2 separate regions of the Mus musculus genome follow, and region 2 is linked to region 1. The links are chromatin loops, found by intact Hi-C in ENCODE. Cell type or tissue: heart. All regions are shown on one strand. Each heading gives the region's core, and the rest is flanking DNA. Links, peaks and the distances in the headings are about the cores only.

Region 1 (7,963 bases), core at 1,270-6,269:
TGTTATAATGTGTTTGTCTGTGCCTATTAACTATTTAGGAGGCTGTGTTTACCAAGAGCTTATGTGAGTAATGAGTAAATATTAAGTCTCTTACACAATTTTAAATGCTGAAAATAAGACTATTTTCCTGCATGATTCCAGGTTGGGAAATTGCTTTGTTCTTTAGGATTTTGTTTGTTTGTTTGTTTGTTGTTTCTGATGATGATAATCTACTCTTTGCTCCTCTCCATAATCATATTTGAGCAATCATAAAAGTTATTTTTTTAGAAAAAGAACATATTTTCTCTCTCTCTAGAGGCACCCCCAGAATGCTCTGACGAAGTTAGAACAACCGGATGCATTTACTTTCGGTCCCTGCTTAAAAGCAGCATTTTTCAGCCCAATAATAACTCAGGATGCACCTGTTAAAGTCATTCAGGTGGCAACATCTCAGTTTCTGAGCTTTTTGTGGGGTCTTCCTTTGGTCAGAGTGCTATTTTAGGGTATCTGGCACCATGAGGAGGTGGACCGAAAGCTATAGCTTCTCTTGGTTAGGGGTAATTACTACTGCTGCACTTCTCACAGAATGCCCTGGGGCACAGAGAGTGTTGTAACTAGGTGGCTTCACCATGCACCCCAAAACTGGCACTGGAATGAGCTGCAACCCCATGAAGGCCCATGGTGTGCAGTCATAGGACTGTGGGCCATGATGCCTCTGCTCAGTAATAGCCCCCATGATCATGGGTCGTTTACTTGGGACATCTCCCTGTGATTCTGAGGACCCTCTCAAGGAAATCAGCTTCTGAGAGGAGACAAATAGGACTTCCCATTTATTCATTTCATAAACATGAGTCCAATACCTGCTGGGCGTCAGACATCTTCTCAACTCTGTGGAGCTTACACACTGAGCAAGGGCTGCTGCGGAAAGGAAAGGGTATGGCAGAAACTAATGCTCCCATCAGAGAGACACAGTGCAAGAGTTCTCTCCTTCTCGGGTCAGACAAGTTCTTCGTAGTGAAAGGTTTGTGGTGCTGTCTGCGTTGGAAGTGTGTACAGCTATGGGGATGAATGAGGTCTGAGAGAGAGAGAGAGAGAGGGAGAGAGAGAGAGAGAGAGAGAGAGAGAGAGAGAGAGAGAGGATGAAGGTGAGTTGGAGGCAAAGCTCTGAGCCTTTAATAGAGAAGCCAAAAGGATGGCAGACTCAGGTGGAGTTCCTGTCATTGTATCAATGCCGCAGAGAAACAGTCAATAGAGTATTCCTGGTCAGAGTCACATTGACAGAAACAGTAACCATACCAGTAACAGAGAGCCTCCACAACAATTGGCCACTGCAGTTAATACCTGAGACACAAAGAAGAAAAGTATTTGACTGTCAGGCTTGGAGGTTCTGGGCAGTGTTCATAGCCACCTCAGTGCTTTAGACAGCTCCCCAGGGTGGGAATACAGCTCCTCACCTTAGGAGGCAGGGAATGAGTGGTAGGGCTCCTGAGATCGCCTCTGAAGACACACCTTCAATGATCTTAAAACCTCCCACCCTGCATCTAAAAATTCTACCCCCTTCCACTAGCACCACTCTGGAGATAGGTCTCCAACACATGGACCCACAGAGGTTTACATTCAAGACCCAAACCCTAGCACCTTTATCCAGATATTAGAAACAGTAAACATTCTAGATTCCCTTGTATAAAGGGGTTCCTGATGGAAATGTCAAAATCACCAAAGTCACCAGGAATGATGACAGGAAAGGGTTGTTGGGAATTCTGTCATCTGGAAGGCACCACAGTCTTCAGTGAAATAGGAGAGTGTCCTGGGAGGATGGCAAAAACTGCAAGGGCAGATGATGGTGGGATGCTCAGTAGATCCAATATGTCGGGAGCTGAAGGTCTGTGGATAGAAGGGAACACATTGGTAAAGGGTGCTATCTGCCTTTCGTCTCAACTGCACGAGACGCAAGAGTGAAACATCAACCAACAGCCAGCGTTCGAGAGGGCTCCAAGAGCTATGGTCTGTGCTAGTGGTTCTCAACCTTCCTCATGCTGTGACGCTCTAATGCAGGGCCTCATGTTGTGGTGACCCCAACCATAAAACTATTCATTGCTACTTCAAATCTAGGATTTTGCTACTGTTACAAGTCATAATGTTAATAGCTGATATTTGACCCCCAAAGGGATCTGGAACCACACAGCTTTGGGCAGGTGAAAAAGGAGTTGATATTATAAACATAGTACCTTCTGTTGCGATGTCTTAGCAATGAAGTGAGAGAAGTATTGAGGAGCATAAAGCTTTGACCTTGACAGTACAGATGACATGGCAAGAGTTCTTGGATTTCTGGTCACCAGCAAGCCTCACAGGACACGAGGCATGGCAGAGCACATCACAGGAGGCCTTCAAGGACAGCATCAGGGATTTCTATTTTAGTCTGTATGCCAAGGCTACTGGGCAGAGTTGGTGTGCTGGTTCAAGTTGGAGCAACAAATTGCCATAGTCAAAATCACGTGGGCAAAGGATGCTCATAGAACTTCTCCTGCGATGGGCAAGTTTAGGTCTGTTCAGGTTAGGAAAGCCGGAAGAAGCGTTTGGCTGAACTGTGCTTACTCAGAATGTGAGGGCACAAAGGGAGAGAGGGGGCAAGCAAGAGATGCTGCAGTTTGGTGTTTGGAAAACCATGGTTAAACATTTACAGGTGGACGAACCTAACATGAGAATAGTTACAGATGATGTGAGTTTCCCTGCCCCTCCCTTTACCACCACCCCCAACTGTTGCTAACCCAGGCTTTTGGTTTAGGGAGGCTGAGGCTAATAAAGATCAGGTGATTTTCAGAAGTGTTGCTCAGAAGTCCAATACAAGATGGCCATGTACTCTTCTTACTATGCCCGTTGCTTTTTCCCAATAAAAGATCACCATATATATGTCTTATGATGCCAGCTTCCTTTTCATCGGTACAGAGCATAGCTCTAGGACCTCTCTCAAGTGTCTAGTGGTTGTTTCGTTCTCCCTAACTTAGCTCCAGGTTTTCAAGGCAGGGCAGGGAGCTTAGATTGCCACCCGACTTAAAGTTCAAGAGTTGGCGTGGGTCCATGCGCCCCAGCCCAGGCGTTAGCTCTCACCCAGAACAGCTGTTGCCATTCATTTTCCTATCCAGGGTGAGTTAGGGCACACAGGGCACTAGCCAGGGCCTGAAGGAAGGGCCACTTTGACTGCCTTTCCTTTTCAAAGTGAAGGCAGGGCAGGATAACAGAGGAGGTGCTCTTGGGAAGTGGTTTCATCACACCCCCTGAGGCCAGGCCCTCAAATCACAGTTGAGCTTTGGCTAAGAATCTGACTTATGCAAGAGCAAACCCCACACACGTTTGCCTGATTTCCTCCTTTCTGCTGACAGCAGCTCAGCTTGGTCCTAAACTCTCGGGTCTCTTGGTGTCTGATTAGTTATCAACAGAAGCTGCCACTGTTCCATAGCTTGGCAGCTTGGCCTCTTCGTCCCTAGCAGGGAAAGGCTGATGAGGAGCTTGGGAAGGAGAATGAGCTCAGCGGGATGGAAGGGAACCGGACTGAGATAGCGCTGGAGGTGCTGCACAAGGACCCCAGGACCTAAGCGACCTCTTCCTGGTGGCTTTCAGCAGAAGACAGCAAGTTGCTAGGTGAGCCGGCGGGACAGGGGGCGTGGCTCTGCGAGCGGGGGCGTGATTGAGGCGTGGCTCTGCGGTCGTGGGAGGAGCCGGGGCGGGAGCGGCGCCGCGGAGGGGACCCGCGGCACGAGCGAGAGCTCGCCAGCCCCGCCACGATGCCCCCGCGCCCAGGACGCCTCCTCCAGCCGCTGGCCGGGCTGCCGGCCCTGGCCACGCTCCTGCTGCTGCTCGGGGCGCGCAAAGGCGCCCGGGCCCAGGAGGTGGAAGCGGACAGCGGGGTCGAGCAGGACCCGCACGCCAAGCACCTGTATACGGCCGACATGTTCACGCACGGGATCCAGAGCGCCGCGCACTTCGTCATGTTCTTCGCGCCCTGGTAACTGCAGCTCCAGCAGGCCGGCGGAGCCCGATCTGGGACCGGGGACCAGGGACCTGGAGCCGGGGACCGGGGAGAGGGCGCGAGGCCGCGCAGGCTGCGCCGGGGGCGTGGGCCGCGCTCGGGCCTCGCCGCTGACGTGGCGCTAGCCGCCGGCCTGCGAGCTAGGAAGGGCGGGCCCCGAGGGGAGACCCGGAAAAGCCTCTCCACCCCGCCACACTGCTGGAGTCCAGGCATCCCCCGCTTCTGTCCCCTGCCCAGCTCCCCAAACTTCCTGTGCTGGCCGGACGCGGCGGGAGCCCGGCGTCCACGTGCCCTATCCTGAAGGGTTCTTCCTGCTGGCCCATCAATATTGGGTTGGATTGGAAATCTAAGGCCCCCTCAAGATGTGATTGCCCACTTTGTGTGTCGAGGGTAGGAAAAGATAGCCTAGGTCGGGAACTGAGACTTCCCCGGCCCCTGGAGTCCAGCGAGGTGCCAGTTTTGGAGTCTCCGCTGCACGCTGGAGTGGATGTGAGCTGTATTCTCAAGGCCTTTAACTCTTTCACCTCCTGTTCTCATTTGGGGCCCGGTCATTTGGAAAGTGTGAGGTCGAACTGTTCTTCCTAAAAGTCATAACTTCAGGCTTCCATTCTTCGGTTGGGGCTTCCTGGTGCACCTCACTACCCCAAGAATTAGTCTAGACATAGCAGTGCTTTGCTACTGGGGCCTAGATGCTCAGAGAAAGAAGTTCTCCGGTCCACAGCAGAAAGCGGTATTTAGAGCACAGGCTCTTGAGATGTGGGATGTTCTGGCTGTGTTTATTGCTGAGCAAAGTACTCTTCCTCTAGCTCAGTAGGGACTCATTAAGGACAGGGGGTTAAGCAGTTAAGAAAAATGTGCCTGTGGAATCCAATGTAGTCAGTGATTGTATTTTTCTAAAGTGGGAGAAACTTTGCCCATAACCCTAGAGCGGGCTATTACTGCATTTCAATTCGTTTAGTGTTAAATTAACTTTGTGGGGGAGGGGATCATTTTGGCTCACAGCCATTATCAGTTAAGAATGCAGGAATGGGATACACTGTTTTACATTCCCAAGAACAGCCACTTGAGTCTGTAGAACTACCATTGAAAGAAAAAGACTGGGAGTCTGCCACAGTCAGTCGCGTTAATAGTTACTCTGTGCACAAGTCGTCTCAAAGTAGTGATTCCAGTTAAGTACACCACAGGACTTAATTGGAGTTGATTTCGGTGGAATAAATCTAAGGGTTTTTAGTTTTATGAGAAAAGTTGACATGCAGGCAGGGTTAGGTTCTCTGGAGTGCTGATGGAGTTTTAAGTTTAGAATATATGCAATGAATAACCAGCTAGTCTTGGCCAGTTGGGGTATACACCACAGATTCTTTTTTTTTTTTTTAACTCTATGGCTTACAGACGTTTAGGTCGAGGCTGCTCTCTAGGATAAGCCTTCAATTGTTTGCTTCTTGCTATTCTGATAAAAATATTAGAGAGATGTAGGAGCCCACCCATGGCCTTTGAAGGCTGGGTTTTTGATGTTTTAAGGGGAAGTTGAGGCAGGATCTCTCTGTGTAGCCAAGCTGACCTTGAACTCATGACTTTGTTGGTCTCAGCCTACAGAGTGCTAAGATTTCAAAATTTTAAGAACAACATGGTACTCAAGGTAGACTACGCTGGGTCCTCTCCCCACTTCTTTCTCACCGTGAGTGCCTGGAATGTTCACTGTCCATGTGTGATGCTGGGGCAAGGACACTGTGTAGTGATGGCACTGACCTGTCTCTGTATTTGTTCTAAGCTTTGTGGGTGCAGGATTGTCCTCCTGCTGTTGATCTGGTGCCAGCATCTGGTCACACTGAACCTAGGGACAGTTAGGTCAAAGGTAAGGTTAGGTGCCTTTGCTCTGTCACTTGGCTCCAGGCCACATCTGAATACAGCCGGCAGTCTCTGTAGTGCTGTATCCACAAGGGCTCCAAACCAGAAATGCCAGTTAGAGAGAAGCAGTGGACTCTTTAGTCCTCCTGGGTGGGGAGAGGCTTGCCTGTGTGGTGATGACCCCAAGTGGTCAGGTTAACTTGGGTTAGAGGGAACTAAATCTTTATCTTCTTTTTAAATCTTGTATTGTTTTCATAAGAACCCTTTCAAGGGTATAGAGGATGTCTATCTACAACTCTAAACTGAGCATATCTGATCAAATTCCGCTAACATCAGGACAACCCTTAGGAGCTGAAGGGGTTTGCAACCCCATAGGAAGAACAATATCAACCAGCCAGAGCTCCCAGGGTCTAAACCACCAACCAAGGAGTACACATAGAGGGACCCATGGCTCCAGCCGTATATGTAGCAGAGGATGGCCTTGTCGGGCATCAATGGGAGAAGAGGTCCTTGGTCCTGGAAAGGCTCAATGCCCCTGTGTAGGGGAATGCGTGGGTGGGGAGTTGGGAGTGGGTGGGTGGGAGTGCACCCTCATAGAAGCAAGAGGAGGGGGGATGGGATGGGGGCTCCTGGGGGGGGGAATCAAGAAAGGGGATAACATTTGAAATATAAATAAAATATCTAGTTTTTAAAAAAGGAGAAAGAAAGAAAAAGAAAAAGAAAATCCATTAGGGCAGCCACTCATCTATCTTCCAGCAACATCTTATAGCTGGGTTCCTTACCAGCATTAGAACCAATCTGCTTTCTTTGATTAGGCACCAGATGTCATGAGGAGCAAACAGGAACATGGGCCAACTGGGGAGCATAAAGTCCACAGGCCCCATTGTGTACACACTTACGGAGCCGTTGGGCCTCCATTCTTCCTTGCTATCCGCTCTTTCCCTACCCATGACCTTGCTGAACTAACTCATTTTGCTGAGTTCACAGAAGTTAAATCCTCAAATACAGTTTCCCTGTGTGGTACCCCATCCCTCTGCTTCAAGTGCCAAAGTGCTTAGCATGCTCAAGTGTTTGCACCGGACAGTGCTTCCATTCTTGGCACTTGCATGGAATGTATAACTGACAAGCCTTCAGAAAAAGGGGGTGATGCTATATTTGGGCTTTTATGTGTTTACATAGTTTATTTTTATGTATGCACATGTGTACATCTCTGTGGGTTTGGGTGCCATGTGTGTTGAGGAGGTCAGAAGATGGTGTCATATTCCATAGAACCAGAGCTACAGGCATGGGGACCTGCCTGATGTGGGTGCTGGGTTCTCTGAAAGAGTAACACATGCCCTTAATTACTGAGCCTTCTCTATCCTGTTTTATTTAGGCCTTTATAAAGCAGGGATTTGTCTTAGTTGCCCAGGAAAGCCCCGCCAGGAAGAGACATTAGCTTTATGCTGACTTTCCAATGCCGCCTTCAGATGCATGCATTGGAAGTCAGGTAAAAAAAGAAGCTTAAAGATTTTATTGAGAATGTATTTGAGAGCAAGCTCACAATTGCCAGTGCCTTTCACTCTTGTAAGTGAGCTTTTTTTTTTTCCCCCAAAAAAGGATTCTTTTAAAAGGCATTGGAGCAATTAGTTATGTAATAAACACAAACAATTTGTTTGTTAGGTAAAGAAAGAAAGGAAAATCAGTTCTGTGCCATAATGCTGTGTGGTATGCACTCATTCAAAACGCCAATGTGCTATAGCATACATGTGATATACATGCAAGATGGTGGCCAGCCCTGTCCTTTAGATCCCGTGACAAGAGATATGCTGTAGTGAAGTGTGAAGAGAGGCAAGAGGCCACAGTCTTGCTAGCATTGTTTTAAATGATCAATTATATACAAATGATAGTCATAGACAAACACTTTAAAGTGTTTGTATATAACTAAACTCACATAGTCAACACGAGACATTTGATCCTACCAACTGCAGATGTCCAGCTTACCACCAACTCTTCTGTAATGATAGATAGTTTGGAGCACTGGGGATGTAGCTCCCATGGTACAGTGTTTACCGAGCATGCATAAAGCCCTGGTTTGATCTCCAGCATTCTGCATACTTAAAATCCCAGCAC
Region 2 (7,963 bases), core at 1,839-6,838, 190 kb after region 1:
AGGAGACTCTTGCGGTTCAAGGAGTGTGCAGCGCCGGGAGACGGCTGCCTGAGCTGGGACGAGCTGGCCCCTCCGTGGGACCCAGGCTCTTGCCCCACACCCTCCGATGCCCCATCCTCTTCGTCGTCATTGGACAGGGCGTTGTAGAGATCCAGCATGAAGAGTGGAGCGGACTTCAGCCGCCCTGGAGGGGGCTCCTCGCGGGCCGTCTGCTGCTGCTGCTGCTGCTGCTGCTGCTGTGGCGGGAGCACCGGGGGCTGAGGCTGCTGGAGACCGTGCAGGGGCCGCGGCCTGTGCGGGAGCCCCAGCACCGACAGGATCTCCTTTTGCATCTCCCGCTTCTCGTGGGTCTTGAGCCGCCGATAGAGGAAGCCCGAAGAAGAGGACTGTGGCGGTGGCTGCTCAGCGCGCACCGGGCTCCCGCCGGCTCCCAGCAGCTGCCCCCCGGCGGCGGCCGCGGCTACCGGCAGAGGGGGCCGCAGTGGCGGGGGGCCGCAGCTGCACAGCAACCCCCACCACCAGCACAGCCACTGCGCCCTCCGCCCCAGCCCGGGCATCGCCGCCCAGCCCGGCTGCCCCCGCGGGGCCCGCGAGGCGTCGAGCGGCGGAGCGAGGCCGGAGCGCGGAGGCTGTGGCCCTCGGAGTGGGCAGCCCCCGCCACCTCTCGGCGGGCTCTCTTCCCGGTCCTGGCACTCAGTCCTTATCTCTCATGGTCATCCGCGGCGCCCCCAGAAGCCCGGGTGGAGAAGAGACGACGGGGCGACGGCCAGGATCCTCCACTCTCCCGCAGGTCTCTGGAGGCGCACGGGCTGAGTGAGCCAGGTGTGTCCTAGGCAGGACTGCGCTGCAGCCGGCGTCCCCGGGCGGGTCACGGCACGGTCACTCGCAGTCTGCACACGTGCGCTGCCCTGAACCCTCAGAGGCGGCTGGCCGAGGGGGGCCGGAGACGACAGATCAAGAGGTGGAGGCGATGCCGGGCACCATCCCCTCGCACGCCTCTCCTGGCTTGTAGGACAGTCGTGAAGTTTACTCCCCTGTGGGTCCCAGGCTGTGGCGTCCCTGCGTCCTAAAAAGCCAATTTTCTCCGCGCGGTTTTAACTTCCCTCTGGTCCGAAACTCAGCGCCCCTCCGCCTTCGGGCACCGTCTCTCCCCCTCGGAATCTCCGCGCGCCTCCCCAAGTGGAGGCGGCCACGATCTAGCTTTCCTCTCGGCAGTCTCTCGGGTGCCCGGAGGATCCCGCTCTCCGAGGCGATGAGAGAGACGAGGAGCGGAACTCGGAACGCAGGCTGCGGCGTCGGCTCGGGGATTCGCAGTCTCCCGCCTCTGCGCACTGCGCTCCCGGCCGCCGCCAACGTGGGCTTTCTGCTGCGCGTCTCGCTCAGGTACCGCACTCAAGCCCAGGAACGCCCTGCCCTACTCGGTAACGGACAGGCTACCAGCCAATGGAGAGGTGACTCTTGCGGGCTATTTACATAGGCCCACCCCCTTCTTTCACCCTCCCTTCTCCCAGGGCCTTGCCTCTGCCTAGCGAGCGTAGGTTTCTAGCACACAGAATTCTTGGAGGCATCAGGAGTTGCTTGGGCGGGTAAGAAAGGCAAAGAGGTCATTGCTAGGAAGACAGATCCGATCACGACCCCGATCTAAACTTTCTTCTTCCTCTGCTAAATAAAAGCAAACACAGCTATTTAATCCATGCCGTTACCGAAGGAGAAAATAGTATGACAGTTTTCTCCTTCTCTGCTCAGTTTCTCTTATTGATGGAATGTAGGCGTTTAGCAGACACGTGGCTCTCAAAGGCAGCTGCTGTAAGTTAAGACACACCCTGCGAGGAAGCTGCTCACACACTAGCTGCAAAGAGGGCAGGACAAGCCAAACCAGAGTCCTGGAGGTTTCCAGTCGGATATTTCAATTTATTTCTTCGTTTGGGCTGCATTTGAGTTCTTAAACTACAACCCAAACGAAAGGGGTTACGATCTGCTAGTGTTACGAGGAAAGCCTTCCCCATCCTCTTGCTAGTCTCTCAATGCAGTTGCCGTTGGCAATTGCATCTTAATGAGCTGAAATGCAATTATTAGACACACCGTTCCAGGTAAAACGTAAAGACGGTGGTAAAGATGGCCTTCAGCCAGGGCAGAAGCCTGGAAAGTATAGAAAATAGCCAGGATAATAAACAGGGCCCTCAACACAGGTTGCTTCTATCCTTGAACAAACTGGGACCACTCCCAACACTGCCTTCTACCAATAAACATGTCAATTCATGGCTCAAATGGCCACTCATCTCTAGATGGTAGAAGCAAATGCCCTTTAAACATGTGAGTCTTTCACCTGACAAGAATGGAAGGATTAGGAAAGAAAATAAGCCACCCACTTTCAGTATTGGTTTATGGGGTCTGAAACATTTTAGATAATTGTTGCTAGGATGCTAGAGACATCAAAAGCGTGCACCGTTTCTTCTGTCCAGGACACTGTACAAGTATGAAGTCACTGCTGTGCTGCTAGAGAGGCCAGGAACTCCACTCAGAAGATCTGAAGTCACAACAAGTACTCATGAGCTTCAAGCTGGGGGCCTCCTCCTTGCACACACTCAGCCACATCTTCTTTGTAAGAGGTCTGACAAGACACATGCGGAATAAAAGAAGCGCAAATTATAAGGGCAGTGAAGACAACACTGGAATCTGTAAAAATAGAAAAACAAACTAAGCCCTAAAGGTACTCCATTAGGGAGTGCCATTTAAAACACAAAAGTGGGCTTGTGGGCTGGTGAGATGGCTCATTGGGTAAGAGCACCTGACTGCTCTTCCGAAGGTCAGGAGTTCAAATCCCAGCAACCACATGGTGGCTCACAACCATCCATAACGAGATCTGACTCCCTCTTCTGGAGTGTCTGAGGACAGCTACAGTGTATTTACATATAATAAATAAATAAATAAATCTTTTTTTAAAAAGCGAGCTTGTGACTCATTTGGGGTATATGACTCTGTGAAAATGAGCCTAGTGAAGAACAGACATGTAGGGCTACACTACTGCCCCCTCTGTAGGGTTCCCCCCCCCTTGTGGCGTGAGTCTAAAATGACATGTAGTGAAGTATTATCAACCACAGTCCTTAACAGCATCTCTAACTCAGGCCTGTCACAGACTCCCCACCCCTACCAAGAGGAATTCTGTTCTCAAAGAATAGTGCTAAAATAAGGGGGTGTTTGGGGGGTGTCTTCAGGTGGTGAGTATGAGAGTCTGAGGAAGCCCCCCCCCCCAAAAAATGTGAGGTAAGATGTCATAAGGTCAGTGACATTCAGCCAAAGGTCACAAGAGATGTGTTCTGCATGTCTATGGTGCACTCTCAACCTGGACATGCCATATTTACAGGAAGCAGGCAGCCAAGCACTTGGGCCCACCTAGTTCAAAGGGATGAATAAAGAGGTATAATCCTAAGAGTTCAATGACATCAGACTGGGACCACAGCTTCTCTATGTATGTCAAGTGAAACTCGGGGTGGAAAGAGAACCTTCATCCATGTCCCTCCCGCTCCTGTTTTCCTGACCACATCCCATTAGAGACTCCACGTGGCCCGGAGGTGTCAGAGCAGAGGACTAGCACAAAGCACACGTGTGATTCTAAGTGGATACAGAATAATGGCATTGAAGGAACTTGTTTGAGCAGGTCTGCCTCCAGAGTTCACTGGAACCTGTGAACACTTGGAGAAAATCAGAGGCCACTTCGCCCCCTGCAGGACACCAAAATATTACTGCCCCTTCCTCTGTAAACCCAGACAAGTTTCCCTCACTTTTCTCTGAGCATCTCTCAAGCATTTGGGGGTTGGGGGCGGGGGCAGAGGAGAAATCTCGTCAAGAAGCCAGATGTGTGAGCCAACCCATAGCAAACATCTGGTTGCTTGGCTGACATTTCATGCAGATGGCCTCAGTCTCTGGAAATAGGTTGTCTGTCCCACCCTTGCCCCACTTCACGAAGTGAAGATGGCCTCACCATAAAGCACAAATTTGTTCCACACGTTTGGTGATACTAGAGACAGGGTGGGAATTCTCACGGGGACACAGAGTAACTCACAGAAAATTCTTAAAAATGCCTACTTTCAAAGTGGTTCCTTACCAGTTGTGGAGAGCTCTATGTTTACAATGTGTTTGGCCTAATAAATTCTGATTTGAAAAGATGGTGCTTGTTAATTTAACATGCCAAATATCCTTGTTTCAAAATGATACTGCTTATCCATTTGATATGCTAAGTGCTCTGTTCTTGCCCATAAACCACATCATTAACAATACACTACAAGTAACCCGGCAGTAACGACACACATCTGTAATTCCAGTAGTTCGAAGCCAGCCTGGTCTACAGATCAAGTTCCAGGACAGCCAGGACTACGTAGAGAAATCTTCTCTCAACAAAACCCAAACCGAAACAAAGCAAAAACAAAACCACAAGTACACTCGTTGATTTTTGTATTCAGTCAGACCCATTCAACTGCTTGGCCCAAAGCCTTAAGCTGTTGCTTTCAAAATTCAACATAGAAGTCCTCTAATATGTGGCTGTAGTTCTTAAAAGCCTGAGGTCTGCCCTCCCCGAGTCCTTGGGACACTCCACTCATAAAATCCTAAACTCTCAGCATTATAATTAGCACAAGGTTGGAGGAGTTTGACATCAATTCCAAAATATAATAACTCACTCACTCACATTTTAAAAATACCAGTTTGGGTTTAATGAAAAGGAACTATGTTAAGTAAATGTTTGCTGAGTGCGAGAGATGAACATCAGAGTGTTAAATAAATATTGCTTCTGAAAGCTACACCTGTAAGACAAACTTCAAAATATGTGTCTCATCCCAAAGTCTGCGGTCACATGCACAGTCCCTCACACTATCCCATCACTGTCTGTTCAAAAATGTTGGGCATTCACACTTCAAAATGTCACTCGGACCATCATATTTTCCAACTCGGAGGACATCTGGTGGCAAAGCGAAAAACTAATATATAAATCTGTTTCCAGAGATTTTTTTTTCCACACTGTAACCCAAATAGCAAATCTGTTATTTATTGAGTCTCACTTGTCTCACGCACTCAGACCTTGTACTCCTAGAACCCAAACTGTCTATAGAATTCCAAACAATGAAGTTATCAGTGGAATCCAGTCGACTCATTAAGCCATTTCTGAATTTTTCATTGGCTAACTGGTATGTGTACATGAAGTCACATTTTTATGTTTAAATTGAACCAAACAATACATCTCCATTTCTCGTTTTATTATCCCTGAAGAGGTTGGTTCTGAGAAAGCACTGGACATATGTTTGTTGGGTAGGGCAGGGTTCCCTGACCCGTCAGCCTCTGGGGTCCATGGCATTCTATGAACCACGTGTGTCTCTATTTAGCAGGCTGCATGAAACTATGTCATATTGGGCTGTCAGTCCTTTTAAGGAGCAAAACCATATGGTGTCATGCAGAGGCCAGAAAGAAAAAAAAAAAGTCCACACTGAATAAATGCAGGTTAGAAAGGAAAGTCACATGGGGCAAGGAGGATGGTGCACAGTTGTAATCCTAGTGCTGCAGAGGCTAAGTCAGGGTGGTCTTGAGTTCCACACCATCCTGGCCACATAGTGAGCCCTGTTTCAAAAATAAAAATAAAATAAAAATCAGTATCATTGACTTTTAGCTTTGAAAGAAGAACAAGACCATATACCTACCCAGTCTATCTACACAGTCATTCGTTTAACAAATAATGAAATGTCTGCTGTGTGTTGGGCAGGGTCCTAAGCTGAAGACACCAGAGAACTATACCTACCTGTGGTCTAAACTGGGGAGTGGACGATCGGAAACTACAGTGGGATGAACAGTGTACCACAAGTTGCTGGGAATTACACTCCAGCTGATACAGCTAAGTGAACAGCGTTTCTACAGTGTGCTACAAAAGTAAAAGATAGGATTAAAATTGGTAAACAGGCAACCTCAAGACGAAACTGGTCCTGGATTATTCAAGGGGCCCAATAGAATCCCAAGAGTCTTTAAAAAGAGCAGACATCAAGAGAAAGTCATAGCCCAAGAGAGACTTGACTAGTCTCATTGGCTTCAAGGTGGCAATGAGTTAGGGAATGCAAAGGGCACAGCTCACAGGTATCAAGTTAACAGCAACCCCAGCTCTGATTGCTAATCACGTCAACAACCAGAACGAACTTATAAGCAGATGATTGGTCAGAGCCTACAGATAAGAGCTGAGGGCGGGGACCTCTTGTCCTCAGTCTATTGGGACCTTTCCATGGAGAAGGGATTGACATCATCCAGACTTCACACCCTCAGAACAGAAGGTGGAAGTGTGGGTTGTTTTCAGCCACTAAATGGGTGATGTTTCAGCAGATATTTCAGCAACAAACCAAACAAACCAAACACATATGTATTTGGATGGTAAGTAATATGGAGGATGTGTAGACAGGGGGAAGGGTAGAAGCACATGGGTGCTTAGGGAAGGCTTCTTGAAGAAAGCTGCTTTGGGGTGAAGATATGGTAGATTAAAGGAAATGAGCTAGGAGGGTATCCTGAGAAGAGGCTTTTGGGCCATGGAAATAGTGCATGCAAACCCCTGTGCCAAGGACATGCCTGAGGATCCTGATAAAGAGCAAGAAGAGGCTACAGTAGGGTGCATCAGAAGGAATAGCAATGGGAAATCCTGTCGGAATGTTGGTATACTAAGATGTTATAGGACAATGGACACCCTGGGAAGGACGTTGGCTTTCATACTCTAAAATAAATAAGGAAACAAATAAAAAATAGAAGTAAAGGCTTGAGATGGCACAACATAGACACATCTTGCCAACATGCACACGAGAAAGAACACATCCTCTCATTGCATGGGTGTGAAGTTCAGTCAGGTTGAATTCATTTAGACGACAGTTGAGTAGCTCCTTTTCAAAAATAAAAAATAAAAATAAAATATCACGAGAGGAATGATAGCTTGAAGCCCAACAGAAGCTTTCCAACTGTTGGTTCATTTTCTCACGTGGGTGGAGCACATACAGGTAAAGTCAATTTTCTTAATTATAGGAGTGTTTTGTCCATGCTTTACACAGTTTGCTGTATGCAGTAAATACTTTTTGATCAGAAATAAAGCAATAGCATCAAACAGGTGTGAGTTGCAAGGGTCATTGGATGACTCTGAGCAGAGGAGAGACAAGAGCCATGTGTGAAGAGACTCTTTTGTGCCACTGGACTTTGAGTATAACATTCTCATTGCAGATCCAGGAAGACCAGCAAGGAACCTTTTGTTTATGATCAAGAGGAAAAGGATTCACAGCAACCCTTAGTGGGAAACAAAATGCAGGGGAAATGATGGGTCCCGACAGATTCTGAAGACAGAGCCCAATGTCAAGGAGATGTGCTAAGCTCATACAAAATCAAGTCATTACAACCTCTATTCCTCTGCCCTTGGCTGAGAGCCTAAGTCAAGCTCCCTAAAGGTTATTGTAATGCTAAGGAGCTGTGGAAAACGTATAACTGTCTGCCCCTGGAGTACAGAATCTACCCCAAATGATCAGAAGCTTGCTATGCAAGCACAACTTCAAGACAAGTCCCCGAATAGCCTTTTAGAGATCTCTCCACTGCTGAATCACTCCCAAGACTCAAGGACCCCAAAAGGAAATAGCTTTACACAAACTTCTGTAAGTCACACATGATGGTTCCACTGTTCCAGCACTTGGGGCCCTGTGGTGGGAAGGATCAGCCTGGGCAACATAACAAGACCTCATCTCAAAGGTAAACAACAAATGAAAAACCTCCAGTGGTATCCTGGATGGTTAGTATGAGAGACAGGGAGAGAGAGACACAGACACAGACACAGACACAGACACAGACACAGACACAGACACAGACACAGACACAGACACAGACACAGACACAGACACAGACACCACAGACACAGACACAGACACCACAGACACAGACACAGACACAGACACAGACAGACACAGAC

Evidence for each region. Hi-C counts contacts between places; a loop is a spot of excess contacts. Peaks named below come from ENCODE experiments on the same cell type or tissue, not always from the same donor. Only the 100,000 strongest peaks of a DNase experiment are listed, where the experiment ranks them.
Region 2: a loop joins it to region 1, with 2.9 times the contacts of the local background. A loop is called at or near these places in 7 of 42 quality-filtered maps.

What each region holds. Positions count from the first base shown.
Region 1 is chr13:38,524,207-38,532,169 of GRCm38, reverse strand. It overlaps Txndc5 (thioredoxin domain containing 5), which reads left to right and starts at 3,686. Exons shown (of 10, transcript NM_145367.4): 1 at 3,686-3,982. The coding sequence starts at 3,762. Gm31834 (a long non-coding RNA gene) reads right to left here and starts at 4,267. Exons shown (of 2, transcript XR_382215.4): 1 at 2,208-4,267; 2 at 1-1,863. In heart, for the core only: no CTCF peak of the experiment used is centred there; DNase peaks (open chromatin) are centred at 3,329, 3,669 and 4,199; H3K4me3 peaks cover 2,968 bases; H3K27ac peaks cover 2,305 bases.
Region 2 is chr13:38,338,527-38,346,489 of GRCm38, reverse strand. Gm47990 (a long non-coding RNA gene) reads right to left here. Exons shown (of 2, transcript XR_003950672.1): 2 at 2,367-2,611. It overlaps Bmp6 (bone morphogenetic protein 6), which reads right to left and starts at 774. Exons shown (of 7, transcript NM_007556.3): 1 at 1-774. The coding sequence starts at 557. In heart, for the core only: CTCF peaks have their summits at 2,974 and 3,733 (motif pointing left); a DNase peak (open chromatin) is centred at 3,739; H3K27me3 peaks cover 827 bases.